Regions from separate parts of the Homo sapiens genome. Here regions 1, 2, 3, 4, 5 and 6 are each linked to region 7. Evidence: chromatin loops called from intact Hi-C (ENCODE). Cell type or tissue: mammary epithelial cell. All regions are shown on one strand.

What was found. Hi-C counts contacts between places; a loop is a spot of excess contacts. Peaks named below come from ENCODE experiments on the same cell type or tissue, not always from the same donor. Only the 100,000 strongest peaks of a DNase experiment are listed, where the experiment ranks them.
Region 1: a loop joins it to region 7, with 15 times the contacts of the local background. A loop is called at or near these places in 29 of 110 quality-filtered maps.
Region 2: a loop joins it to region 7, with 16 times the contacts of the local background. A loop is called at or near these places in 3 of 110 quality-filtered maps.
Region 3: it touches region 7 in a loop (5-fold over the local background); 6 of 110 quality-filtered maps call a loop at or near these places.
Region 4: a loop joins it to region 7, with 12 times the contacts of the local background. A loop is called at or near these places in 13 of 110 quality-filtered maps.
Region 5: a loop joins it to region 7, with 12 times the contacts of the local background. A loop is called at or near these places in 6 of 110 quality-filtered maps.
Region 6: it touches region 7 in a loop (10-fold over the local background); 4 of 110 quality-filtered maps call a loop at or near these places.

Annotation. Positions count from the first base shown.
Region 1 is chr2:17,669,404-17,673,403 of GRCh38, reverse strand. SMC6 (structural maintenance of chromosomes 6) reads left to right here. Exons shown (of 28, transcript NM_001142286.2): 26 at 2,829-2,981. Among named protein-coding and RNA genes, the nearest start is that of SMC6, 82 kb to the left of the region's middle. In mammary epithelial cell, CTCF peaks have their summits at 354 and 2,169 (motif pointing right); a DNase peak (open chromatin) is centred at 343; H3K27ac peaks cover 249 bases.
Region 2 is chr2:16,771,616-16,775,615 of GRCh38, reverse strand. No RefSeq gene overlaps it. Among named protein-coding and RNA genes, the nearest start is that of CYRIA, 110 kb to the right of the region's middle. In mammary epithelial cell, a CTCF peak has its summit at 2,350 (motif pointing left); a DNase peak (open chromatin) is centred at 2,345.
Region 3 is chr2:17,538,282-17,542,281 of GRCh38, reverse strand. VSNL1 (visinin like 1) reads right to left here and starts at 1,586. Exons shown (of 4, transcript NM_003385.5): 1 at 1,364-1,586. RefSeq lists an enhancer at 3,162-3,281. In mammary epithelial cell, a CTCF peak has its summit at 1,757; DNase peaks (open chromatin) are centred at 1,741, 2,461 and 3,221; H3K4me3 peaks cover 4,000 bases; H3K27ac peaks cover 4,000 bases.
Region 4 is chr2:17,571,249-17,575,248 of GRCh38, reverse strand. The region is part of intron 1 of VSNL1 (visinin like 1); the gene reads right to left. Among named protein-coding and RNA genes, the nearest start is that of VSNL1, 33 kb to the right of the region's middle. In mammary epithelial cell, a CTCF peak has its summit at 1,964; a DNase peak (open chromatin) is centred at 1,618; H3K27ac peaks cover 871 bases.
Region 5 is chr2:17,829,107-17,833,106 of GRCh38, reverse strand. No RefSeq gene overlaps it. Among named protein-coding and RNA genes, the nearest start is that of MSGN1, 15 kb to the right of the region's middle. RefSeq lists a silencer at 2,519-2,648 and an enhancer at 2,646-3,146. In mammary epithelial cell, a CTCF peak has its summit at 2,376 (motif pointing right); a DNase peak (open chromatin) is centred at 2,316; H3K4me3 peaks cover 230 bases.
Region 6 is chr2:17,643,848-17,647,847 of GRCh38, reverse strand. The region is part of intron 2 of VSNL1 (visinin like 1); the gene reads right to left. LOC124908054 (a long non-coding RNA gene) reads left to right here. Exons shown (of 2, transcript XR_007088658.1): 1 at 1-4,000. Among named protein-coding and RNA genes, the nearest start is that of VSNL1, 110 kb to the right of the region's middle. RefSeq lists an enhancer at 2,864-3,651. In mammary epithelial cell, a CTCF peak has its summit at 1,589 (motif pointing left); DNase peaks (open chromatin) are centred at 1,607 and 2,317; H3K27ac peaks cover 1,438 bases.
Region 7 is chr2:17,469,424-17,473,423 of GRCh38, reverse strand. No RefSeq gene overlaps it. Among named protein-coding and RNA genes, the nearest start is that of RAD51AP2, 47 kb to the left of the region's middle. In mammary epithelial cell, a CTCF peak has its summit at 2,426 (motif pointing left); DNase peaks (open chromatin) are centred at 2,103 and 2,373; H3K27ac peaks cover 788 bases.

The sequences.
Region 1 (4,000 bases), 200 kb before region 7:
CAAAAGAAAAGATTGATAATTTGGACTTTATTAAAATTAAGAACTTCATCAAAAAGTAACATTAAGTGATAAAAGAAGCTACAGACTAGGAAAAGATATTTGTGATGCATACATGCAACAAAAGACTTACCTAGAATTAAAAAATAGTAAGAAAGAGACTGACATCACATTTAAAATAGTCAAAAGGCTTAAATAGAAACCACTTTAAAGTATCTAAATGGTGAGTAAACACATGAAAAAGCGCTGTTAGTCATCAGAGAAATATTATTTATACCACAGTAAGTTACTGTCACACCGTTATGATGATGATGAAAATGAACAAGACTGGCAATATTTTGTGCTGGTGAGGATGTGGAATTGCAACTCTCATATATTGCTTGTGGGAGTGTAACTTGGTCAAACTAATTTGGAAACCTCTCTGTCGATGTCTGTTAAAGCAGCTCCATTCTTGGGCATAAACCCAAGAAAAAATTAGTGCTTATTTTCTCAAACAGATATATTTGAAAATGTTCAAAGAAGTTTTATTTATCATAGCCCAAAACTGAGAAACCCAGTGTCTACCTAGAGTCAAATGGATAAATTCGGGTATATTCAAACAGCGACATACTGTTCCGTAATGAAAATAACAAACTGCTGTTGCACACAACATAGATGATCTGACAATGGCGAGTGAGAGAAGCCAGTTACAAGGATGTACATAGTGTATATAAATCTGAAGTATATGTACAAAAGAGTATGTGTAACCTCTACATATGAAGTTCAGAAACTGTTAAGAGTGATTTTGGGTGATTAAAATCAGAATAATAGTTACCTTTTCAGGGATGGTAATATACAAATAGTTTGCTTAGATGCTGGGGATATTCTTGTGTCTTGATCTCAGTAGTGGTTACCCAGGTGTGTGTATGTATTCATGTAAAAATTGAGTTGTACACTTTTGTGTTCTTTATAAAAACTATTACTGTAATAAAAAAATGGAGAAAAAAAAGTATTAGAAGTGCTTGAATAATTTATCTCCACAGCTAACTATACAAAACAACTCAAGCTAGACTTTCTGATGTTGTCATCTCTGTTTTTCAAAAGAATACCAGAAGAATCTTTAATTTATGTGGCCTTCATTTTACTAATAAGGAAAGTGACACTGAAGTTCCATGATATGTTAGTAATAGATGAGAGGGTAAAAGCTAGATCCCCCAGATTTACTTGGGGCTTCATTTATTAAATTGGTGCAAAATACAGTGTGGGGGCAAGATTGCATCTTGGTATTTAGTTCTTGCTTTTTTATATGGGAATTTTTATTTGCTTGATTGTTGGTTTGGTTTGTTTAGACTTATGATAGGTGTAAAATTTTAGAGTATGTTTAGAATTGGAATATTTACCTTAGAATATTAATAATGTTAATATTAAAAAATAAATGAATGCTCACTTGAGAGCAGTATCACTTTTCAAACAGTGAATTGAAAAGTATTGGAAGCTATATGTCTGCTATTGATATGAAACTAGTTGTTGCTCTTTTTTCACCTTGTATGCATATATGTATATCTGGAATTTTGTCAAAAAAATAGAACCCTTCCTAATGTTATTGTATATTCTCAGGAAATTGTGTGAATGATTTGCTGTTAATTTTATTAGTTGCTTTCTTATTGTTTCCATGGACCTTTATTTAGTAAATAATTTTTTAAAGATTTTATTTAGCTTTTAAAAGAAATTTAAAATTATTTAAATTTTAAAAGATTTTATTTAGAATTCAAAATAAATACAATACAAAAGAAATTTTTTTTTTTTTTTTTTTTTTTTTGAGACGGGGTCTCGCTCTGTCGACCAGGCTGGAGTGCAATGGCATGATCTTGGCTCACTGCAACCTCTGTCTCCCAGGCTCAAGCAATCCTCCCACCTCAGCCTCCCAAGTAGTTGGGACCACAGGAGTATGCCACCATGGCCAGCTAGTTTTTGTATTTTTGTGTGTGTGTGTGTGGAGATGAGGTTTCCCCATGTTGCCCAGGCTGGTCTCGAACTTCTAGGGTTCCTTTAAAGGATTCCTAAAGCAATCCTTTAAATCTTTTAAAAGATATATTTCAATGCATTTCTTTGGCCAGTGTAAGCTTTTTAAAGTTGATTTCTGTCCTTTTGACGTTCAGTAATCACTTTTAATGCAGCTTAACCACTAGGTGTCACTATAATTCAAGTAACAAAAAATCTCAGCACTTTTAAATGTTTGAAGCTTAAGTTTCAGGGTTAGGTGTGGTGGCTTACACCTGTAATCCCAGCACTTTGGGAAGCTGAGATGGGAGGATTGCTTGAACCGAGGAGTTCAAGACCAGCCTGGGCAACATGGAGAAACCTCAACTCCACCCAGAAAAAAAAAAAAAACACAAAAATTAGCTGGCCGTGGTGGCATACTCCTGTGGTCCCAACTACTTGGGAGGCTGAGGTGGGAGGATTGCTTGAGCCTGGGAGACAGAGGTTGCAGTGAGCCAAGATCACACCATTGCACTCCAGCCTGGTTCAACAGAGCGAGACCCTGTTTCAGAAAAAAAATTGTTTTATTAACATTTTTTAAATTAGCCTTTGGAATTTTGGTCTGTTAGATTCAGTTATGGTGAAAAAGGTTTTCAGTTTTATTCTCTTGCAGTAGAGCAAGAAGTACCATTATACGTATAACTGTTTTACTGTAAAATTTTTTGAAAGGAATGGGTATTTCCAAATCACTAAGTCATTTTATTCCCATCTCCTTTTTACTGTAAATCTATTATTTATCTGTCTTGTAAAGAATTTAATCTGGCCTTTCATTTACTTAGTTTTTTGTTCCTTGTCAACTCATTCTCTTCAAGGTTCAGCCTGGAGAAGGAAATAAAGCTGCTTTCAATGACATGAGAGCCTTGTCTGGAGGTGAACGTTCTTTCTCCACAGTGTGTTTTATTCTTTCCCTGTGGTCCATCGCAGAATCTCCTTTCAGATGCCTGGATGAATTTGATGTCTACATGGTATTGTTAAATTTTAAATTCTCTTTTTCATTTTTTTGTTTGTTTGAAACATGTATTTCTAAAGGAAGGAAATCTTTCTTTAGTTTTACCCCTAACAGGAAAGATCCTGCCCTGACTCTTTAGTCTGTGACCAGTAGTGGGGAAGAACTAAAGAACTAGAGTTCTCTCCCTTGCTTCTAGGCACACAGTAACCCTAGAGACCCTGGAGGGGTCCTCCTCTTCTCGCCCAGCATGGATATCCGTGCCTTCCATCATATCTGCGTTTTCTCCCTCACCCTCTCTCCCAGCTTATTTTCATCAACCCATAAATATGTTCAGACTTTTTGTTTTAATACAAAATTATAACCTGTTCACCACCCTGGCTTTGACTCACCCTAGCCACTGTTTACTGTTCCTTCATACCCACACATTTCAGAACAATGTACAGAACATAAGCGAGCAAGAACTTTTGAATTTCCAGTTAAAAAGCATAGGATTTGAGACCTACCTCTGACAGGCAAAATATCTCTACTTATTGGGTCTCAATTTCTTCATCTACAAAACAATATTATTACCAATTCCTACCTCTCATGGTTAGAGTGAGGCTCAAATGGTGTCTTTCATACATTATACTTACTGTGGTTCAGGCATATAGTAAGTTCTCATAAATTAGCAATTATTTTCTTCTTCATATCTCATTGTTTGCTCAATCTACTGTAATCTGGATGTAGATGACACTACTCTAGCAAAACTTGTTTAGCAAAGGTTATAAATGAGCTTTAATCTTACCTTATTTTTTGAAGTATTTGACACCACAGACCTATCCTCCATCCCTTAAAATGTCTTCTTACCAGCTGCCACCCTCTCTTTCCTGGTTTTCCTGTTTTTCTATTATTTGTTCTTAATCTGCCAAGCTGCCTCCCCTAATTCTGTTGCCCTTAAACGTTTGAGATCTTTGTTTGCTTGTTATAGTGTTGTTGATTTTCCTGAATTCCATATCCTACTTCCCCCTACAAATATACACATATCACAGTCCCCAA
Region 2 (4,000 bases), 700 kb after region 7:
GAACAGCTGCATTTTCTTGAGTTCGGTTATTTTGTTGCTCGGTTGAGACTCCTGAAAATTGCCGCAACAGAATGACTTTCTAATGGCGCACCCTTGTCACAATAGCTGCAGCAGTAGACGAATGTCACAAGCCAAACAAATTCCACAACTGATGAACACAAAAATTGCCTGCTATCAGACAGGCTGTGCAGTCCTGGAAGGAGAGGCACCTGTGGCAGCTCTGTGGCAAGCCCCGTTCCACTGCTCTTTGTTCCATGAAGCAAGGCTCAGGTTCTAAAATTAAACCCTTCTCCAGTACCCCAAACTGCCATGTGCATTTGAGGGTTTTTCTTCTGATCTCATTACCATAGTTACACCTCGAAGAGTAAAAAATATATGGCTGCAGCTTTTGTGAAATCAGGCCCACTTTCCCTTGATTCTGGCCCCGCTGTTGCAAAGCAGCTGACGGCTGCTCCCCAGAGGAGCATACAGAGATAGCATGTGGAAGACTGCAGACTGGGGAAGGCCTGCCTGCGCCCAGGATGCACATCAGCTTCCTAGCTCAGAGATCTAACTCTGACTGGCAATGAGCCCTCTGATATGACAGTCAGCCACTGGCATGGTCTGACACAGGAGTTATTTGGTAGCATGCGATGGTGGGTCTGCAGCCACGCATGAAGACGTATCTGTCAGTCAGACCCAGAATGCAAGCCTTGCCCTAGGGTCCAACAAGGACACAGACACAAAGAACAAATGCCTGAAGGCAATAGGAAAGACTGGGGCTTGGGAGGCTCTAAAGGAGCACTCCTCCTCCCCTTCCAACTCAATCTCTGAATCACTAAGATACAGAAATAAGAATCAAGCAGATAGAAACCTTTTTATTGATAAGGTGGTTTGAAGAGTTTGACCTAAGTCTACGGAAATGTGGGCTCCTGAATACATCACTAGACAGACTGATGCCATCAGTGTAACACTGGAGACCGCAGGCCCCTTCCTGGCTCCACAGAGACTCTTACCAAGAGGCTCCCAGAATCTGTGCTCCCTGCAGGCAGGAAATCCCAGAGAAAGGGTGGAGTTGAGCATGCCTTGCTTTCTTCCAAACTCACCATTAAAAAGAACTTGCTCTTCCAAAGGAGTTTATTAAGAGGTCAACAGTTTTACTTTAGCCCAGGGGTCTGCAAACTTTTTCTGTAAAGGATCAGATAGTAAATATTTTAAGTTTTGTGGGCCACATATCATGTGTTGCATAGTCTTTCTTCTTTTCCCCCACAGCCCTTTAAAAATAGTTTGAAAACAACCACACACACACACAAAAAAACATTCTTAGCTCATGAGTCATGAGCCAGACCTTGGGCCATTCACTTCTCTCACCTCTTCCTATTCAAATTGGGGTCCCTGAACCCACAGCATCCGCATCACATGACAGGTGATTAGAAATTCAGAGTCCCAGGTTCCATTCCCAACCCACTGAAGCAGACTCTGCATTCAGCTTGATCCCAAGTAAAAATCACTAATCTGGAAAATTTCACGTGAGGAGTTGGGAACCAGTGTTTTTTTCTAATAGCAAAAGCAAAAATAAGACAACAAAAAATTCCATGGAAACTTGTAGGTACTGAATGAAGTTCCCCCTTGGCAAGTTATCCATATTTTTGTCTCAACACATATTCCAAGCTGCCTGAAAATAGACTTTCTCTGTGTGGCTGTCTCTCTCCCTCTCACCAGATACAGAACTCCTGGAGGATATGGAACCTGAACTTGCCTTCCTCTGAGTTCTTAGTTTCTTGGACTTCTGTGCACAGGGGAAAGAGCAGCACAGGGACTTTCTGTGTTTGCTTTACTGGGAAAGAAACCCCTCCATGTCATTTGCTATTAATCTTTTGAGGCCTTAGTTACCTTCTCTGTAAAATGAAGCTCTAAATCTCTTTCTTCCAGGAGGTTGAGAGGATCAGACTCTGCACATAAAGGGCTTCTCCCAGTGCCTGGCTGGTAACCAGTACTTAGCAAGCAACAGCCATTACAAGGGCAATAGGTCTTGCTTGCACAAGGATCCCTGAGAAGGTCTGTGGCATTACACTGGGAAGAGCACTCTAACAAAAGGGGCTGCAGAGCCACTGGGGCACAGGGAGTCCCCCCCAATATACACTCAGTCCTGGCACGGGCAGCTGACATCCGCAAAACAATGATCTCAAGTCCTTCTCCAGAGGTAGGAATTTTGGGGGTACAATTATTCAATTACCAGCATGGCTAAGTCACACAATGGTACCAGAGCCATCTATCATTCCTCATATGACAAAAGTAGCAAGACGAAAAAGCACCAAGACTGAGAGGCTCAGCCCTGTGCCTGCTACGGCGTGTCTTGTTGGGAATGAGCACCATCTCCTGGACACAGTTAGAAACACGTCGAAGATTATCAGAGAATCATTTCCCAGACACCTGAGCCAATGTTCATTAAATGACTCAATGACTCTCTCCAAGAGGAAAAAAAAAAAGAAGAAAAGAAACTGACCATCTAACTAAATATGTGTGATTTATCGCTAAGTTGCATGCATTATAACTTCAGTATATTATTCACTGAATGTAAAATATAGCTATTAATTCAATCAATTCTTCAATAAATATTATGTAGTGAATTGATTGAGTTCCTGGCATGTGCCATGCATTATGTAAGGGGGGTTGAGGGTAACTGGGGCAGGTTGAGAAGATAATGTTTAAATATGACCTGAGGAGGTGACAGAGTCAGGCACGTGGGTGTTTACAGTTCAGGCCCCCGGTTACAGGACACAGCCAGCGCAAAGGCTCTGAGCAGGGTGTGCCTGCCATGTTTGTGGAGCAGAGGAGACCTCTGTGGCTGCAGTGGAGTAAGCCACCCCTGAGGGAAGAGAGGAAGTCAGAGAGGACACAGAGGGACAGATCGCATTGGGCCTTAAGGACTTTGACTTTAACTGGGTGAAATAAAGTCATCAGAAGACTTTGAGAAAGGTGTGGCTTAACCCTACTGATGTTTTAAATGTATCCTTTGTGCCTGTGAGAGAAGATGAATACTGTGGGGCAGGGGGCAAGGGCAGAAGCAGAGCCCAGTCAGGAGCTACTGCCTTTATCCAGGTGAGAAATGGGAGGGGCTCAGAGCAAGGGGATGCTTGTGCCATTGCTGATGCCACACCCATTTCATTTTTTTTTTTTACATAGTGGATGAGATAAAAAATATAATTACAAGTTCTAATGTTTGTTTGCACCCTAATGGATCATGAGAGCAGGCTGCACTGGAGATCAAACATCCAGGCATTGGGAAGTATTGCCTTCGATCAAATATTAAACACCTGCGTATCAAATAGTGAGCGCCTGTGTCAATAACCTCTCATACCTTATCATAGGGAAGGCTCCATTTTGGAAATTTCAGCTTTAGAATGGACCCCAAAGACCTGCACTTTACAAGATGCGTAGGCAACTTGAGGACATACATGGGAAAAAAATGTTCAAAGCACAAGAGTACAAGGGAGCTTTCTCTAAGGTCATCCAATTCCCCTGTCCCCAGAGGTGATCAGCTGCAGAGAGCAGAAAGGGGCCCACAGAGCTGCAGGCACACTTTTGCATCTATAGCAGCGCTCATTCTTCCTGCAACACCTGTGATACTGGCAGGTATATGAAGGCAGGTGGGGGAAGCCCATTCTTGACAACTTGTAACACTGATGCAATGATACTATTAATGATCTCACATCCTGTATCTGCATAAGTGGTCCCCAAACCTGGCTGTCCATCAGAATCCCCTGTGGATTCTGGAGGATCTGTGCTATTTAAAATACAGACTTCCTGACCCATCCCTGACAGCTTTGCAGCAGAATCTCCATCAGGCATAGCAGATACTCTGCACTTACTGATTAGACAAAGATTCAAGGTGATTTTGATTCAAGTAGTGCATTTAGAGGCCACGTGGTTGCCTATCATTTTTTCTTTTCTTTTTAATTCTTCTTTATTCCCTTCTTGTCTTCCTTCCCTCCTCCTCTCCTTCCTTCCTTCTTCCCAT
Region 3 (4,000 bases), 69 kb before region 7:
TAATGAGAGTGCATTCAAAAGTAAGTTGTTCAATGATGTAGGATCACCCCCTACTCCCCCCCACCACACACACACAAACACACGTAGGCAGTTTAAATGATAGTGGGGGTAAAATGTGTTTTCACAAGAGTTTCATTTTAAATTTGTCTCAACCTGAAATTCCTTTAGAAATTAAAATAAATATTAATATGTAGAAATAAAACTCCCCAGCTTTTCTTGCCTTCAACTGGAAAGTGATACACAAATAGTATGTACTTAGTGTTCTCCACAACCACCAACAATTCTATTTTATTTTAGTTTCCAAAATACGGACAGGAGGGCAACTCTAGAAAAATGGATTCCCACTCTGGCATCTCACAGGGCACTGATCAGGCAATGCGGAGCACTCATCATTTCCACCATGCAGGGAGCATCAGCCTCTCCTCGCTCCTTCCACGTACACATTCTTGTACCCCTGAGGGTATTCATCATTCTGATTTCCACCCGGGGTTTGACCTTGCAAAGACCCTTCTTCCAGTTTCTGGGCAAGGAACAACCCATTTTAACTCAAAACACAAAACGACCTTTTATCCTTTAAAGAAATACTACCAAATGTAACACACCTTGATTTACATTTTTTAACCCCAGATTCCGGATGGCGAACACGGAATGCAAAGGCAGGTAACTAGTTTGGGTCTGACAGTCCCCATTCAGCGACCGAGCCTGTGACTCCGTTCAAAATCGACAGTGCAGTAGAGCATCTTTCCCTTTTCTGCCCATTCACCATTGTGACAAAAATCAAAGACGAAAAAAATTATCTACTCATTTCTGAATACTGAGAGAAATGTGCTCATTTTGCGCCTGACTCCGTGGATCTTAAACACTAACATCCCGCTCAGAGATCAACCATGATTTCCATACCAATCTCATCCACTCAGTTTTACTTAGCAAACACCTTTGCTGCCCTTCCACAGTGAGAAAAATGGTGCACCAATCCCACGGATGACAGGTTGCTACTCGACTGTACCCGCTCAATAGTTTTATCAGCAACCGGAAAACTTCACAATCGGTCAATTAGCTACTTAAATCTGTCTAAGACAAACTAAGAAAGCATCTCAGTTTCACCTGTCTTAAATCTAGTCTAAGACAATCCCCCAAACACGCCGCATATAAACACTCCCCCTTCCCCCACCCCCAATATTCCAAAAGATCCCCCATGGACTAAGAGCACATTCAGATCGCCAGCATTAAGCAAGGAAATTGTCCCCATGCATTTAGACGCATCTATGCAAAGCAAAGTATGTGACAATAGCCAAAGCATTTCTCTGACAGTTGGTTGCACTACACATGCAGAAATGCAACGAAGATTGTATTTTCCACTTACAGTTACAGCGCTGCGCACGGTCACTTAACGAAAATGATAAAACTCAACAGTTCTTTTTAAAAATATATATTTAATTCGGGTAAACGCTTAAGCCGTCTCTGTGTGTGGTTCTCTCTCGCTCTCTTTTTCTCTGGAGCTCTGGGCTGCTTAAATCCCTCTTGGATCGCGCCTTGCAAGCCCAGCCGCTGCCGCAACACGCTCGGGTAAATCTCTGCTGCAGATTGGGAATCCCATAGAAAACCTAGGGTCCCTGGAGCTGGATGCGCAGGCGCGCGAGCCTCCGCCTCTCCAGGCACCCCCTCCCCTTTCCTCTCTTCCCTCCCCCCAGCTCCGCAGCCCCAGCTAGGAGAACTCGGGAGCCTGTGACCAAAAGCCGCCTGGCGATGGCGCATGCTCAGTCGGAGGGGCTCGGAGTTTCCGCGGGTGGATTCCACGTCTCCAGATTTTAGCAAAAGCTCAAAAGGAAAGTATATAGGAAAAGGGAGTCCGGCTACCGGAGCAACCCGCACCTGGACGGGCGCGAGGGACTGCGGGTTACCCGGACTCGCCACGCCCAGTGGTTACCGAACCTGGGGGCTGAAGGCCGAGGCCAGAGATGGAACACGTGGAGCCGCTTTTCCCGCTGCTTTCTGTCCTAGCCGACCCCCGGCCCACCCTTTGTTAGGCTGTAAGGTGAAGGAGAAAACTGCAGAAATCTCCGAAAGAAGACTTCCCAGCAAGCTGTGAGCACGTCTACCTGGCTTACTGAAGGAACGGTTATGGTGGTCATTTTGTCATGGGCCATTTCATCAGAGGGTCTTCTGCTAGGAGTACTGGGAGCCGGGTCCTGCAGCACCCAGTGCCCCGGACAGTCTCGGTCCAGAACGGCGTTGAAAAAATGTGTGTTAAAGGGAGCTGGGATCCGAGGCTTCTTGCCCTGTGTACCCTGAGCCAAGCGCCTTCTGTATGCACTTAAGTGTTTTTAACATATGCTTTGCGTCTGGGGTGGGAGGGGGTGGGTGAAAGGGCGGGAATGAACCATTTTGCGAACCCACGTTTAAGGGCTCTGATTAGGCCATCTTATAAAGCCCCCTTTGTGTCCTTGAACAACTAACAGGTTTGCCAGCCCTCCCCCCGGCTCCCCATTGGCCTGCCAAAGCCTAGAAGGCTTGGCAAGGAGTAGTGCCCAATAAATGTTTGGTCGGTCGCTTCCCTACCAGAAAAGCAAGGAGAATTCCCAGATGTTCCCAACCAGACCAGTTTTCCTCAAGTGTGTATGTTGTACATGAACTCATTCAACAATTATTCATGGAAGCATTTGCAAAACTATTAGACATTCCTTTATGCTTTGGGAATAAGTGCGGTTAACAAAACCCCCTCCTGGGCTTTACATTCAGGTGGGAGTTTTATTTTCAAGGGAGGGAAGTTCTGGGGGCGAGATGAAGATCGAGGTTCTCCTTAAGCAGAGCGCTGTACAATTTGCACAGCGTCTTCACACACCTTATCATGTTCAGGAAAACTGTAGAGTTGACCTACCCTTCGGTGCTGGGGACACCAAGAGCGTCTCCCGTGGCAAATGAGCTCTAAATTGACAAATCTCCAGCTGCTCCTGGTTCCAAGTCGAGGAGTCCAGCTTTGAACAAACTTGAGACTACTTAAGTGGGCACCAGGAGAAACTCCGCCAGACAAGTCTGTGGCTGTCGACATGCTAAGTGAGGGCCTCAGGCAGTGATGCCTAAGCCTCATTCGCTGCCAACCTAGCCAGCCCAGAACCCAGGAACTGGCTTCCCGGGCAGGACGCCTCGGGAAGGTTGCGCAAAGGGGGAGCGCGCTCTCGGGACTCCCGGGACACCGCCCGCGGCTGTCCCCTCTCGGCAGGGCTCTTCCGCCAGTGCTGGTGACCGCGGAAACCCGGAGCGCGGAGTCGCGCGGACCACGGCGCGCGGCCCCGGCGGGCTGCGGCAGCCGAGCACGTTTAGAATCTGGCGGGCGCCAGCCCTTCGCTCTGGAGCCGCAGTGCGCACTGCGCTGCGGGGCTCCCGGGCGCGCCGGGCTGCTCCTGTTTCCTGGGACTGGCAGGGGGAGTCAGTCCTGAATAAGTCACTTTTTCTTTTTAGCTAGAAAAACGACTTTCAAAAGGCTTTCAAAATCTCGTCTTTGGTCGATTTCCCCTACTACAGCATTTTACGCTGAGTTCTAGTTTCTCTCTCGAGAACAGCCTCCGCACTGTAATCTGCATCAACCCAAAGGGTCATGATGCCATTTCTCCACTTCAACGAGATATACCTATTTATTGCACCCTGGAGGTCTCTTTCGTGGCGGTGTTCGATTTTAGATAACTTACTTGCAACTTGTGTTTAGGAAAAAATGTACACTGATACTTTAAACCATGCTCTGTTGTAGGGTACGATTGATATCGACGCGTGCGCTTTTGTAAAGTAGCTTTGTCTACGTGGGCGGGCAGATTTTTTAAAGTTCCATTTGCACTGCAGCGCTGTTTGCGTCCTAAATGCGATATTGTAATGTTTAATATCCAGCTATTATGTAGCTTTATCTTTTTCAGCTTCTAATATTTTGTTGCTGTTTAATTTTTTTGGCATGCCTTTTAGTCGAGTTGTATATACGAAGTCACAGTAAGAAAGCCAATTCTAAGACTCC
Region 4 (4,000 bases), 100 kb before region 7:
CTCTGCTTCCCTCCCGGGTTGGGAGGTGACCAGCAACCAGCCTGCATTTCTACCTTCCCAGTACCTGCAATCCAGAAGGAAGAGGTTCAGCTCTTGGCCATCTCCTACAAAAAGTTTAATAGGCTGGGCATGGTGGCTCATGCCTGTAATCCCAGCACTTTGGGAGGCAGGGCAGGTGGATTGCTTGAGTCCAGAAGCTTGAGACCAGCCTGGGTAACATGGTGAAACCCTGTCTCTACAAAAAATACATAGAAAAGAAGAGAAAAGAAAAGAGAGGAAGGAAGGAAAGAAGGGTAAGAAAGCAAGAAGGAAAGATTAGCTGGGCATGGTGGTGTGTGCCTGTAGTTCCAGCTACTTGGGAGGCTGAGGAAGGAGGATTGCTTGAGCCCAGGAGGTGGAGGCTGCAGTGAGCCGTGATCACAGCACTACACTCCAGGCTGGGGGACAGAGTGAGACCCTATCTCAAAAAACAAAGTTTGATAGCTTAGTTTTCATGAAATAACGAAGTCTTCCATAAGTGGCAAGGCTCTTTTCCACATCCAACCCAAAGATTACAGCATGGAAAATGAATGGGCAGAAGAGAAACAAACAAAGGAAAATCCCTGAGTATTCAGCTGGAGCCAGTGACTGGCAAGGATCCCAGGGTGTATGGACACCTTTATTAAACTACTTGTAAAATTCTATGGACTGTATTTGATTGCTTTTTTGAAAGGACTAACTTGAATACGCTCAAAGAATTTTCAGCTGGAATATTAGCTAAAATCTGAATAAGAAAGATGAAGGCAAGAGTTAAATTGGTGACTCATCTGAGAAAGCACAGTTTAAAATATTAGGGGGCAGACACTTCTGAAACCATGGTGCAGAAAGGAGCTTAGCTTTTGTGAAAGAACACAGTGGGTCAGGAAGGAGTGTTTCATGTGATGATAGGGCTAAAAGTGCTGTATTTTGGCCCATATATAATCATTCTCAGGGGTAGAGAAAAAGTTATCTGTTAACTGAACTCTGCTGACTTTTTGATAGAAATATAAAGATCAGGGTGGGGGGGGATCAAAGAAAGACATAGGATAGGATTTACCCAGAACCTACGGGTCAGTTATGACTTGCAGGAGAATAGAATGGGTGTCAGGACAAGCTTCGAAACTTGAAGTCAATGGAAATTACCAGATGCATGAGAAGTACAAAGAAAATGTGAAGTCAAATCCCAGTAAATGGCTTCCTTGCTGCTAAAGTTAGGTTGCTTGTACAAAACGCATGTTTGGCTTTTGAGAACTGCATTCAACCACAAAGCAACTGCTGCCAAGCAGAATCCTAGAATCACTGAACTGAGAGGGAACCAAAATATCCTAGCTTAGATAAACTCTTTCCTTTTCCAGATGAGAAACAGGTCTAGGGAAGACACAAGCTTTCTCTAAGTGTGTAGAAAATATCTGTGGCAGATCTTGTTCCAAAGCCTCATCTCCTGATTCCAAATCCAATATTCTCTTCAGTTGCCACTTTTACCCAAAGTCAATCAACAAAAACACCAAGTAGGTGTCAGAAGAAATGAGCTTACTCATCTTGCAGAGAAGCATAAGGCAATGGAGGATACAATGGGCAGGACCTCATCTCTGTCTCAGTAATTCAGCAAAGCGTCATGAGTTTGAAATCCACAGTCTGAAATTTATGAGTCAGCCTATGTTGCTCCATTTCTTCCCCTAGTTCTAATTAATCAGAAATTCTAATTTCTAACCATGAATTCCTCTTCTGTTCTCCATTTCATTTATTCCACCTCACTTCAGAAACTTTTTTTTTTTTTGCAAAAACTAAGTAGTCTTCCTGTTTGTAGCCTGTACCCTTCAAATTTAGTCTTGACATTGCCTCCATAGTAATTTTACTAGAATAAATATCTGACCATTTCAGGCATTCAATGCCTTACTGATGCCTGAAGAGAAAGTCCCAGTTCTTTTGTAAGACCCATAGGGGTCACCATGATCTTGTTTATGCCTTTCTCTTCAGTTTCATCTCTTACTTCTCCCACTTCATGCTCCCAGACTTAAAACATGAGTAAATTTGCATTTTCCAAAATGTGTCAATAGTTTATCAGGCCTCTGTCAGCATAGTACGCACTTGTCGAATGGCCAAATGAATGAACAAATGAGTCAAAAGAGATTTAATAAAGAAATTTCTTAAAGATATTGGTTACTTTGCTAATTAATCCTCTCTAGTCATAATCTCCTCTGAGGATGAGTACTATGTCTGTCCTGTAGGCTTTTATATGTCCAGTATTTAACAGTTGAATAGATGAATGAATGGATGATGAATGAATAAAACATTGCAGCAGAGATTCATGTGGCTATTATGGAAGGACAGAGAAGACAATCAAACACATTTGTGGGAATTGAGAGAAGCTTCACATGAGAAGCAACCTTTGCAGTGGATGAATAGGGACTGCCAGGCAGGAATGATAGATACAAAGAGATGTGAAAGAGCATGTTATGTTCAGAGATTAAGTAGTAAGAGAATACCACTGGAAAGCCTGAGGTGGGCAGGATAACCTGAGGGAAAGGGTGAGACAGAGTTAGATTTAAATCCCAGCCTTAATTCTCACTACCTGTATGACTCCAATCAAGCTATAGAACCTCTCTTACATGAAGATTAAACATGGAGTAATAGAAATGAATAATGGTTATTGTATGGCATGAAACAAGAGGCTGTCTCCCTTTGCCTCCTTCTTCTTTTTCTTCCTCCTCTTCTTTTTTAGTGTTAATTACTTGTTTTGGCATAAGTATCCTGGGCTGCTCCAGTCACAGTGTAAGACTAGAGACCCCTAGTCTTACACAGATCTAAACCCCAAAACCTCTGCCCTGGATGTTCTCTGTGGAAAACCGGGTCTTATTTACATATCTGTATCTCATTTATCCTACTGCATGCGCCAGACAAATGTAAAATAAAAACAAGTGCCTCCAACTCAGATGAAAATAGGAAGGACCAATGGAAGAAGAAGAAATCCACTTGCTATCTAGTTTCTAAAGTTTTTATTCATCTGCTATCTATATCCAAATAATTTGGCTCCTCCATATCTCTCCACAGAAAGATTGTATAATTTATTGTCCAAAAAGCATACTTTGAGAGTGAAAGGAGGTGCTATTATTTACACCAGGACAACAGGCATTGTTCAGGACTACCTTAAGAAAATCAGGGTGCACGTTCTTTCTACCTCTCCAGCTTTATCTCTTATTACCCTCTCTGTTATTTACTGTGCTTCAGTCATACTCACTTTGTGGTCTTCTCTAACATATTGAGTTCCTTCTCATATTACAGCCTTTATGTGAACTTTTCTCTCTCTCCTTAGAATTCTCTTTTCCTAAGATTCTTTATGGCTGGCTTCTTGCCAGTCAGATCACTGCTCAAATGTGACCTGTCAGGTCTTTCTGGCCTATTTCAACTAGTCTCTCCCATGACACACTCCTAGTGACTATATAATTACCTTGCTTTATATTCTTTGTAGCTCTTAAAATGATCTGAACTTATCTAGTGTATTTGTTAATTTACATGAGTATTTATTGACTGTCTACTTTCACTAGAATGTAAGCTCCAAGAGGGCAGGAACCTGGTCTGTCTTGTTAGCACTCTTTGTACCTAGAATTGTCCCTGGTGCTGAGTAGGTGCTTAATAAATATTTGTTCTATGAATATCTTAATTTTTGATCATTTTTAAAAATAGGCTATCTTGATAGTGATGACTTTTGGTATTAATATATAAATGTGTTCATTTCATATATTAATACAAAGAGGTTGTCTCTGTCAACTTGGTTGAAAGAAACGTCAACTTTAAATTCCTATAGCTACCTTGCCTGCTCATGAGCTCAGTAGGGTTATGCATCACTAGGTAGGGTTCTTAATTATTAGCAACCTCAAGGAAGAACTGAAAAAACAACCTTAAATCAGATTAAAGGCTACAATGTTGTTTAAAAAATTATTATTAGTTGTGTTAGGTTCCGGCTAGATAGCATCCTAGTACC
Region 5 (4,000 bases), 360 kb before region 7:
GCAAGAAATTTAGGGATCTGAAAATGAATATTAAACTGTTTTTATAGAAAATTTTAAAATAGCAAATCCTGAAGCTAAGGTCCATAAAACTGAAGCAGTGTTTCCAAAGGTAGACTCTTTTTGTTAAACAGGCACCAGAACTTTAGCCAAAGACTAGGGTAGTTTGAGAAGAATTTCCCTGGAATGATAGGAATATTTCTTCCTCTGTTTATCTGCAGAAAAAAGTACTGGCTTACACCACTTAAGAGAACAAATTTCTTCCACAGCCATATCTTGGCCTCTTCAAATACAAGCTGAGCAACGTTTTACCCAGAAGACAGTGACAGTACTGTTAATTTAGTAATCTGAAAAAAAATTTAAATACTCATTTTAATTTTAGTTGTTATGATTTTAAAGCAAGAGTCATAATTATTTTCTGTCCTACTTCGGAGATAGTATCCACAGTCCTCTGTCTTCTGCGGCTGTTGACATCTGTCATTCCTTTGTAGAGTGTTATTCTTCCTGGTTATTAAGATCATCCTTTTTCCTTGATTTTATACCTTCTCTAGAATGTGTCTTCACTGTTTAACAGCTCTGAAAATTCATTTTCATCTGTTCTGAATGTTCTCCCCCATTATATTTGAATATTGCACCTTCTTTATTTTCTCAAGTCTCTCTTTATGGAAATCCATTAGATATGTTAAACATTTTTATTCTCCCTGCCTCTTAACCTCTCTTTCCTATTTCTTATCCTAAATCCCTTTGTGTTGAATTCTGGGTAAATTTCTCATATCTGTCATCCAGTTTCTCTCTCTTCAGTTGTAACCAACCTGAGGTTTAACCCATTTGTTGCCTTTTTAAAAGTGTCCATGACTATATTTTTCACAATTAATAGTTCTAATAGGTTTTTCAGATTTGTTCTATCACGTATTTCTTCTTAGTCTTCATTTTTTTAAACTAACTTTATGCTATGGAATAGGTTGTTCAGTTATTGAAATCTGAAGAGTTGTAATCCTATCTTCTAATTCTGTTGGTTGTGTTTGCTCTTTCTTGTTCATAGTGTGTGTGTTAATTTGTATTATTCTCTCCTCTTAAGACACTTGGAAGACCCGGATTGAAGCTTGTCTCTTTGTCAAGTTTATATCTGCTTCTGCCAAGCACCTAAGGGATATTAATTTTAATGGCCATTTCTACGCTTGGGTTTCCCCAGGCCATGCAGGTAGTATACATTCATACTCTAAACCTATACATGGTGCAGACTCATTGATACACTGCTTCCATAAGGTTCCAAATACACTATTTAGTTCTGCTATAACTAAGAATTCACAGTGCAAAAATTACTGAATAATATTGTAAATGCTGTTTATCAGTTTTCAGTTTTTAGACTTGACTGATAAATGTACAGAAAAAAGTGAATTGTAATTAGATTTATAATTTTTTCCAATGTAAAAATTAGGAATACTTAGGAGAAAGAAATTGACATTTATCCTTTTCAAACATTCTTTCTTTCATATATATCACTTTAAATCGTAAGGTAATCTCTGAAAGGAACCACAGTAGTTGTCTAGGCAAGGAGGAAAGCTAACTTCACTTTGCATTTTCAGTTCTTTCATATTCTTTGAACTTTATTTTTTGCTGTGTAGGTAATTGAAACATGTTTATAATAATTCTGTGATCTCTAGATTGGACTAAAGGCAACAGCTTCTTTAAGTGAGCTTGAGTCTTTGTCTCCAGGATGGACCCTTTATAGGACCGCAGTCTGTGACATCTTGACACACTCCTACCTGCCATAGTGGAAGGAAGAAGTTCATGTACTGCAAACTCTCCTCAGCTAAGCTTCCGACCTTTTTGAGGGGGGAAAAAAATTACCAGAAATCCTTAACTTGAGGGGAAGGAAACAGCATTGACTCCATCAGTCACTGCGGGGAGTTTAATTATCATCTAATCATCACATCTGGCCTGTGACACAAGCTTTTGTACCCCGATTTTGCAGATAAGGACACTTATCTGGCGTTTACGAACCATGTGATTTTGCTAAGTAACTACACAGATGAGCCCTTTTCACCAAAGCACCCGAGTTTCTCACTGTCCCTTTATGAAATTAGAGTCATCAAGCTGTTCCTCTCGCCTTGGTACCAGATCTGTTCAAAGCCGGGCTCAGAGGAAGGCACCTGTCCTTCCCTCCCAGCCCTCAGCAGAGTCCAGGAGCACCAGACTCCGAGGCTCAGCCTGGGCATCCTCGGCGTAACCCATCCGCTCTGCTCTTCCTTATCCACAGCCCAGTACTAGGTCTGCAGAGCGCCGCGTGCTGGCCTGGAAATAAAGTGCTCTGAAGGGATTCCTGGAGTTTTCCAAGCACTGGGGGCCTCCCTGCGAGCGCGATCGTTTGCAGTTAGCACGGAATCCTGGAGGGGGCGCCCGAGGCCTCCCACGAGCCAAGCGCGGACTGCGGGAGCGCCCGCACCACCCCGCGCACTTGAACACCCGAGGGTTGCGGGATCTGCAGCCAGTGACTGAACGCCTGGTGGCTGGGGAAACTTACAGGCAACTCCTCACAGAATATATAGCCTCTGTTCTCAAATAGGATGAGCAGGGGCTTCAAAAAGTTGGGGAACTAGCGTCTGCTTCGGGTACCTGTGTCCTCTGCAGGTGGGAGCAGAGACCTCGCGCTGCCCAATTGCTAAGGGTCCTCGAGTTTGTTAGACCAGCCCCCGCCTCAGAAGTGGAAGCTCAATTATTCCTTCCCAGTAATTAAAATGCACAACCAACAAACAAAAACAAGGCCCTAGTGTTTCTCTGGCACCTTTTGCCTCTTTTAACTAGAGCCCTTTATGACCCAGCCTCTGGCCCTCTGGCCCCCAGGGGCGCACTTTGGCGCCTCCAGCCTCATTAAAGGGTGAAAAGTGGGCTCCAGGAGGCCTCAGACGCTCACCTGCTAGGAGAGGGCTTGGCAGGGGAGCACCGGAGTAGGAAGGACTCAAAGGGCCTCTTTTGCAGTGGCTAAACTCCACAGAGGTAACTAGAGCATATTATTGGATATAAAATTGCTTTTATATCCATATTTGAACCTCTGGGATCTTTGAAAAGTTATTCCCCTATATGAGAAAACCAATCAAAATGCAGAGGCATCTGCACTGCCATACGTCCATTAGCCGTGAATGGGGAAATGAGTCTGTCTCTTCCCTCCCACTGGTGGAGTATATAATCTTTAAGTGTTAATCACAGATAGTACCTGTGCTCAAAAGCCTCCCAAGGAATCATTCCTCGTATGTACATCCTCCTTCTGTACCTTCTATGTTCGGGGTCTTTACCTGAATGAGGGCAGTGCCTCTGAGGGGTCTCGGAGAAGCTCTGAAACCAAATAGCCCTTTACTAGGCAGGAGCCCTGGGAAATTCACCTCACTTCTCTGTGCATCGTTGTTCCATCTGTAAAATGGAGATGGTGATGTCTACCTCGCAGCCTTGCTGGAGGTGTTAGGCTGTGCCGGTTATGCACTGAAGTGAACCTTCCAGAACAGAATGCTCGGGGGCTGATCAGAATCTGGAAATGCTGTCTTTTGCACTGGCTCTTCAAGAGCTTTTGAAGCAGGACCCAGCTTGCTTTCTCACGGCTTCTCCTGCCCTTTCACCCTACTCTATAGTTCCATTAGGAATTCCCTACCTTCTCTCTTCCCACCCTTCTAGCCTCAGTTTCTTTTGTAACCCCTAAATCCCTCCTTCTGCACTTCCAATCCCTGAGAACATTCCTCCATTCCCAAACTTTGGAGTGAACTCACTGTTGAAACCATACTCCTCTCTAATCAATTATAGAACTGAATCCTTCCATGCCTGTAGTATAAACCTCCAGAGGGCAGGGACCCTATATCTCTCTCAGGAACCAAGCACAGGCTAAGAAACATGCTATCAGTTTGTGAATTCCCATTCAGTGAATAAATTTGTCCTTCTCACAGAAGGAGCCGAACACAAAGATATTTGCTAAATTCATCCCCTTAGCTTCATGTTCCAGCCCTTGAGAATCTGT
Region 6 (4,000 bases), 170 kb before region 7:
ATGGACTCAGAGAGCAATACCTCGAGGTCTCTGTGTTCCGAGACTGCACAGTTAATGGGGGGACTTTACTCAAAATTGACTTGGTCATGTTACTTGATAAGAACTAGAACAGAGGAGAGGGCAAAGTATTACTAAAGCTCAGTAAATGAGCTGTTAGTTTCAAGGAGGGAGTTGTAGAGGGAAGGACTTTCCTTCTTCTTTGAACAGCTCAGCATGACCCCAGCCCCTCACCCCCCAATGCTACTTAGGTGCTTGGTACCTGAGGACAGGCTGCCAGGCGCTGAGTTTTGAACTAAACAATGTTGAATCTGAAAACTTCTAAATAGGCAAGTTTGCTCCTCCTGTGCCTTATGCATGAGTGGTCCTGGTCCCTTTCTAGAGGGTACTTTGGCTGATGTGTTCATCTGCCTTGTGATTAGGGGCCTGGGTGGGGCTGGCACCTGTGAACTGACTTGGAGTGGAGCAGAGCGAGCCCCTGGACAGGTTCCCAAGTCCCCTTAGTGCTGTTTACCCGCCAGCATTTCTATGTGCAGTTGGCATGAGACCAGTGGGCACGAAACCTCCATTCGTGTAGGTTTCTGGCACTGTAATGCTTTAACTATCTTATGTCTCACAGCCTACTTTTAGGTTAAGGGATAGTTGACAGTTTTATCTAAAAATAACTGGGCACCTTGGGTCAGTATATTAAAAATTAATTTAGGTCTAAAAAACCTTGAGAGAAAAATCAATTGTAAATTTTGAGCTATAAAAGTTACATGTGTCTTGCAGAAGGTCTATATACTGACTTTTACAACCAACATGTTTACTTTAGAACTGAGTGTGTGCTCAAGAGCCTTCAAATTTCTGGAGGGGTTGTTTCCTTTAGGAAATTTATCCTATCATGTTCTGAGTGCTTTGAGTTTTTCTAACTAGGGACATGCTCCTTATTTTGACAAAATAATTCAACTCTAGATGGATCATCACAGAGAAATGAAGCTGCATTCCCTTCAATTTCTTAGGAAGAATTCAGGGTCTTGAACTCAGATTTACTTCTCCTGGAGGACAACAGGGCCTGAAAAGCACAGTATTTTTCTTTTTTTGCGTACTCTTGTTCAATTTCTTTTTAACTCAATGTATTTTGTTTCAATTCTTGTATTAAATTTTGACATGGAAGTAATATTCGATGGCAGTAATAATCTATAAATAATATGACAGATACAAAGAACTTTGAGGTTGAAAAATTAAAAATGTATATACACACTCATATGTATATGTATATGTGTGTGTGTATGTGTATTAGTGTTCTCTCACTTAATTTTCATAACAAAATCTGACATTGTACTTTCCATTTTGTGGATGAGGAAGTGGAAGCCTAGAAAGGTCAAAGGCATTTGCCTAAGATTCCTGGCTGTCTGCAGCAGAGGCTGGATTTGAATGCAAATCTGTCTGACCGTTTCTGCCACACCTTGAGATTTATCTTAATCAAGTGTTAGCCGAGGAAATAAACTTAACTCCACATTTGATGAAGCAACCAAATGTGTTGCATTATGTAATTCTTAGCATCCATTGCCTCTGAAGCTTGAAATTCTCTGCTCTGAGTATTTTCGCCACCTTCTGGCAGCACATATGTACTGCAAGGAAATTACTGAGATTCTAACTGAGTTATTTTCTGACTCATTCTTTAACTCAACATTGAGAGCAGCTGCTATGTGTCAAGGACAGTGTTAGGTGCTGGCAATAAAATAGAAGAAAGACATAGAGCATTAAGGAGTGGGGGAAAATAGGCATTAATCAAACCACCATATAAAGAAGTATAAAATTTTACTGTGATAAATTACAAGTGTATGGAGCTGCAAACAAAAGTAATGGACATGATATTGTCAGTTTGAAGCTTTAAAATATTCGCATGTGGTCCTTTCCCCCCATCCTAATATACAGGCTGCTGACAATTCATTGTTCTTCATCATAGCCTAGAGTTTCAGAGTCTGAGACTTCTTGGGATTACACAGACCTTGACTGCTCCCGGTTGTACTCCATACCCTGTCCCTGAACCGAACAACCTGCAGAAGAAAACCCCAGGAAACACTTGAGGTCTTTTCTTTCCCCAGGCAGACAACAGGAGTCTTTGCATGGTTTAACCAGCTTCCTCCTGGCCAGGGCAGGAGCTTTTTCTACAGACAGTGGGCCCCACTCTGCATTTCTTTCTTTTCAGTAATCTATCTAGTTGTGAATATCAAAATGTTTGTTTCCTCTAAGAGGTGGTGCATGAGAACCAGACACATTAGCCTCTGGGCCTCCAGGGCCCCACCCAGCGTGGGCACAGAAAGGCTGAGTGATGATCTACAAACACTGTGCCTCTCTCCAGTGACACATTTCCTCTGCACCCCTATCCCAGCCCTCCCCAGCACCATTGCTGCCTGGATAGCTTATCCTTCCAGAGAAAATATTGCAGCATTTCCCACATGAATCTCTCCCCTCCAAAGATCCCTGGTTCACTGCCTCAATGTGATGGAGGAGGCAGCTCCCCAAGAAGTTCTCCAGCCCAACCTTTGGGTGGGGGTGGGGTGGGCACAAGCAAGGCCTTGGCCAGGACTCACCCCTGCCCATGCAACAGCTGATGTGCTGTGTCAGGAGGGGTGGCAGCAAGGCTACTTCGGAGGATGCCTCTCTCCAGGGCTCTGCCCAAGGCCCAGCTCCTGGCTAACACTGGGCAGCCCTCAGACCTCAGAATAGATTTCTGCCCATTAGTCTGCTGGAAATAGAGCTCTTGATAGGAAATAGGGCTTCAAAAAACCAGAAGAGTATTCTTGGACTGCTCCGCTGCTCACAGTCTTGGAGAGGTCTGCCATCCAATCCCGCAGAAGACATAGTTGCTTTTAAAACACCCTCACTTGGGTCAGTTTTGTTTCTTTTGTTCTCAAATTTCAAAGGCCTATTTTGCCTGGCCTATGAATATACAAATACAATCACCCTGAAATACAGTTGCTCAACCTCCAAGGTTATCTCCCCTTACCCTGCTGGAATTAGCTAGTGGCTTCTAGCCTGTTCTGGATGACCTGGTCTTGTACCTACCTCTTCAGGCCCTGCTACTGAGACAGTAGTTATTGTTTCATGAGTGTGTCTCGTGGAACAAGGCTCTAAGCAGGTCCTTCTCACAGGCCACCCCAGCTGATTCTTTCAGCAAGGGTAGGACTTGCAGGAGGGTCATTTTTCTGGGGTAAGTAACTGGCATGAGGTCACATCACTAAGGGGTGCAGGAGGATCAAACTCAGTGCCATCTGAGTCAAAGCCTTGGCTCTTCCCAGCACCAACTGCAGTCTCCTTCTCCTCCCACACCAGCCCTGCAGACAGACCCTCGGCCTGTCTCTTCCGGGGTCTTGACCTTCCTTGGCTACACTGTATCTCAGAGGCTCCCTAAGGGGCCCCTCGTGCACTGTCAGGCTGCTCTTTGCTTTAGGCCTACTGGGCTTGTCTACCTTCTGTGGGAACCACCAAGGACAGGAGCTGTTCAGATGAGCTCACCTCTAACTCCTTGTCCTGGGGGCTGAGGCCTTCACGTGGGGTGGTCGGGCCTTTCCAGCAGACCTCCTGCCGATGGGCAGAAGGTTAGTGTTGGGGTCTCATGTGCCCTTAGATGCTGACCATATGCCTTTGAGAGGTCATTTGATATTTGGTTTTGGCTTTCAGCTCTTCACATCCATGAGGCCTCCCCCAGGAATAGGACCCCATTGTAGTGGTACATTCATTGCTTCCTAACTTTCCCTACACTGAGGCCCTTCCATCCATCGTCACCACAGCTCCAGGGGAAATTTGCACACCCATGTTTGGTCAAGTTTCCTTCCCACACCCGACAATAGCATCTAATTGTTCTCAGAAGAAGGAACGAGACTGTTTCCAGGCCTCAGAGACCTTTCTGTGTCTGGTCCCCACCTCTGTGTCCAGCTTCTGGTCCCCCGGCTCCCTTGTCCCGGGGCCGCTTTCACTCCCTGGGGCCTTGCTGGCTCTCCCTCCCCTGCCACAG
Region 7 (4,000 bases):
TCACTTCTTGAATGCCTTTCCTATAATAATTTTAAAAAAACAATTTTCTTCCCCATTGAGCTTCTTGCTTGCTGCTCTTAGTGACACAAAATACCAAAGTATTTATTAAGTTGGGACAGTCAACATTTAGTTTTTTCTTCTTCAAAACCAATTATAATTTATCCTGGATTCTTTAAAGAAGGAGAATGGAAGCCAAAATAGAATCATGAAGAGCTAAGAGTAAAATTTTTCCAATTAGCACAACAGGTTGTCTATACAGACTGGCCCTAGCAATCCTCCCTACTTATCTTAGCATTATTGCTATCTGGTTTGGATTATAATTCCACTGGACAGGTTATTATAGCCTGAAAGCCACCTAGTATTTTGTCGATATTAAATAATCCTTAAGTAGGCATTAGCCCTTTGATTTTACTGTACATTACCATAAATAATGAATCTTTATCGTTACGTATTCACTTAGGTGAAATTACCATGAAGTCCCACTTAGTAATTCACTGTATCCTAGAATTCTAGGGTCACTAAAGAGTTGATTTTTTTGGACTCACTGAAAATATTTTGCATTAGTTTGTCTCAGGCAAGTTTAGTATCATACTGAAACCAATAACATAGTGAACTCTAACTGAAACAAACCCATCCTACAAGCAGAAGTGGTTTATTAAAGCATACTTGAGCAAAGTCTGACTATCTAAAGATTTCTTACTTGATAACACATGCAAAATAGAACCTTAATGATAATAGAAAACACTTATTTCATGCAAACTACATGCTAGCACATCAAGGAATAACTCATTTAATCTTCTCAATTTTACAAGTGAGAAAACTGACGCAGAGAGGTAAAACAACTTGTACAAGTTCCCATACTAGAAAGGAGCAAAATTGAGACTTAAACCCAGAAAGCCTATCTTCAGTCTATGTGCTTAATTACTATATAGAGCCTTTCTGGGTAGATAAGATTCTATATGTGGTACATAGTAGCTTCAGTATATACTTAAAGAATGAAAAGAAAACACCATACCAGATAAAACTAGGCTTACTGGTAGTACCCTATTACAATCTGGGGAGAGAAAGCTAGGGGAACAATGTCTTAAAAATTTGAGAGAAAAACATTTACTGTTCAGAAACTTTTAACAAGCCAAATTTTTAATCAAATTTGAGATTATAGTAAAAACAATTTCATTTTCTTTTTAATTATTTTTTTTCTTTTTTAAATTCAGAGTTCATTTTCAGCCAGGTCAGCATTACCCTGATACCAAAGCCAGACCAAGGACACTACAAGAAAATTACATGCCAATATCCCTGATGAACATAGATGCAAAAATTATCAACAACATACTAGCAAACTAAATTTAACAGCACATTAAAAGGATCATTCAATATGATCAAGCAGAATTTATCACATGGATACAAGAATGGTTCAACATATACAAATTTATAAATGCTGTATATGACATTAACCAAATGAAGCCCAAAAACCATATGATCATCTCAATCGATGCAGAAAAAGAATTTAACAAAATTTAACATCCTTTCATAATAAAAATTCTCAACAAAGTAGGTATAGAGGGAATGTACCACAATACAATGAAGGTCATATATAACAAATCCACAGATAACAACATACTCAATAGTGAAAAGTTGGTCAGGAGCAAGACAAGGGTGCCCACTGTCACTTCTTATATTCAGCAAAGTACTAGAAGTCCTAACCAGAGCAATTAGGCAAGCAAAAGAAAGAAAATGCATAACAATTGCTAAAGAAGCTGACCTGTTCAGACTTTTGTTTCCATTATGATTGTGTAGAAGCAAACTGGCTTCACTACTGCCATAAAAAAAAAAATAAATATACAGTGCTTAGGTTATTACCAGCAATATCCCAGAACTCAAATATGAGGATGAGTCATTTCCTGGGGCCACAGAAAACTTAAAATCTGTGAGCAGATGATCGGAGAATCAGATTTCCAAATCCACAATGCTCCTCTTCCCACTCTGCTTAACAGCAAGCATGGGGAAAATTTCCCGTAACTCTCAGTTTTTAAAACACTGGAAAAAGTGAGTCAAGGTGGACAACCAGCTTCTCCACCATCATTGGTTCACTGACAGGAGACTCATCTCTTCCTCAACTTACAGGAAGCATTGTGACTGCTAAATGAGAGAAATTACTCCTGCAGGCAGCTAGTGAGAAAGTAGGGAGGCAGGACTATCATACCCAGCCCTGAAAATTCTGCTGTGTAACTCAGCCAATGGAGAAGCCAAATTAAAGTGGCTGTTCAGCAGCACAATGCTGTAGGAGGTACGTTCCACAGGTCCCCTGGGCATGAGCCCAAGCCAGCTTTCCCACACTGCCATGATATCCCCCTTGAGACCTCCCCTATTCAGGATGGGCAGTATTCTGATTGTTAGAGCTGGGAAGAACCTGGGCTTATAGTGCCATCTAGTGCCAAAAATGAGGGCATGATCTAGCGAAAGAAAAAAAAAAAAAAAAGAAAGACATTCAACAGTTACATTACAAAGAATCTCTAAGCAAATATAACCAATTAAAACCAAAGCAAGCCGACAGAGAAGACGGGACTAAATACATAATCATTCAATGCAAAGAAATAGATATACATCCACAAGAACAAGGGCAAATGGGGAACCAATGAGAAGACAATATGTGAGCTCTCTGATCAAAAGTTCAAAATCCAGTTTTAAGGAAACTCAGTGATCTCCAATATAACACAGAAAAGCAAGTCAGAAATGTATCAAAGAAATCTAACAAAGAGATTGAAATAATTTAAAAAATCAAATGGAAATCTTGGCTCTGAGAAATACATTTGCTGAATTGAAAAATTTATTAGAGGCTCTTAACAGCAGAATGGATCAAGCAGAGGAAGGAATCAGAGAACTTGAAGACAGGCTACTTGAAATTATACAGTCAGGAGAGAAAAAGGATAAAAAACACAAAGATTTCCTACAAGATTTAGAAGATTACCTCAAAAGACCAAATCTGAGAATTACTGGTATTCAAGAAGGAGCTGAGCAAGGGCAAGAGCAAGGAGTAGAAAGCTTATTCAAATAAATAATAACAGAAAACTTTCCTCAACTTGAGAAAGATAAATATCCAGATAGTAAGGTCCAAGAACCTCAAATAAACTTGACCCAAATGAGATGACCAAAAGGCATGTAATAATCAAGCTCTCAAAGATCAAGGACAGAGAGGGGATCCTAAAAGCAGCAAGAGAAAAGAAGCAAATAACATATAAAGGAACTCCAAATTATTTGGAAACAGACTTCTCCATGGAAACCATATAGGCTAGGAGAAAGTTGGATGACATTTTTAAAGTACTGAAAGAAAATAACTTCCATCCAAGAATACCGTATCCAGCAAAGCTATTCTTCAAATATGAAAGAGAGATAAAATCTATCCCAGACAAACAAAAGCTAAGAGAATTTACCCCCACCAGATCCATCTTACAAGAAATGCTAAGGAGAAGTCTTTAATTTGAAAAAACCCTACTAATGTGCAAATTGTAAAGGAAGAAATATTGCTCCTGTTTTCAGACGACTTGATCTTATATATAGAAAATCCTAACAACTCCACCAAAAAACTATTAGGGCTTAAAACTAATTCAAAAAAGTTGCAGGATACAAAATCAACATACAAAAATCAGTAACATTTCTATGTACTGACAGTGAATTATCCAAAAAAGAAATCAAGAAAATAATCTCATTCATAATAGCTAAGCAACAACATTAACAACAGAAACAACAAAGGAATAAATTTAACCAAGGAGGTAAAAGATTTGTACACTGAAAACTATAAAACATTGAAAAAAAATTGAAGAAGACTCAAATAAATGGGAAGATAGCCCATGCCCATAGATTGGAAGAACTGATGTTGTTAAAATGTTCATACTACCCAAAGCAATCTACAGATTCAATGTAATCCATATAAAAATTCCAATGACATTATTTTACAGAAATAGAAAATATGTATGGAACTATGGCAGATCCTGACTAGACA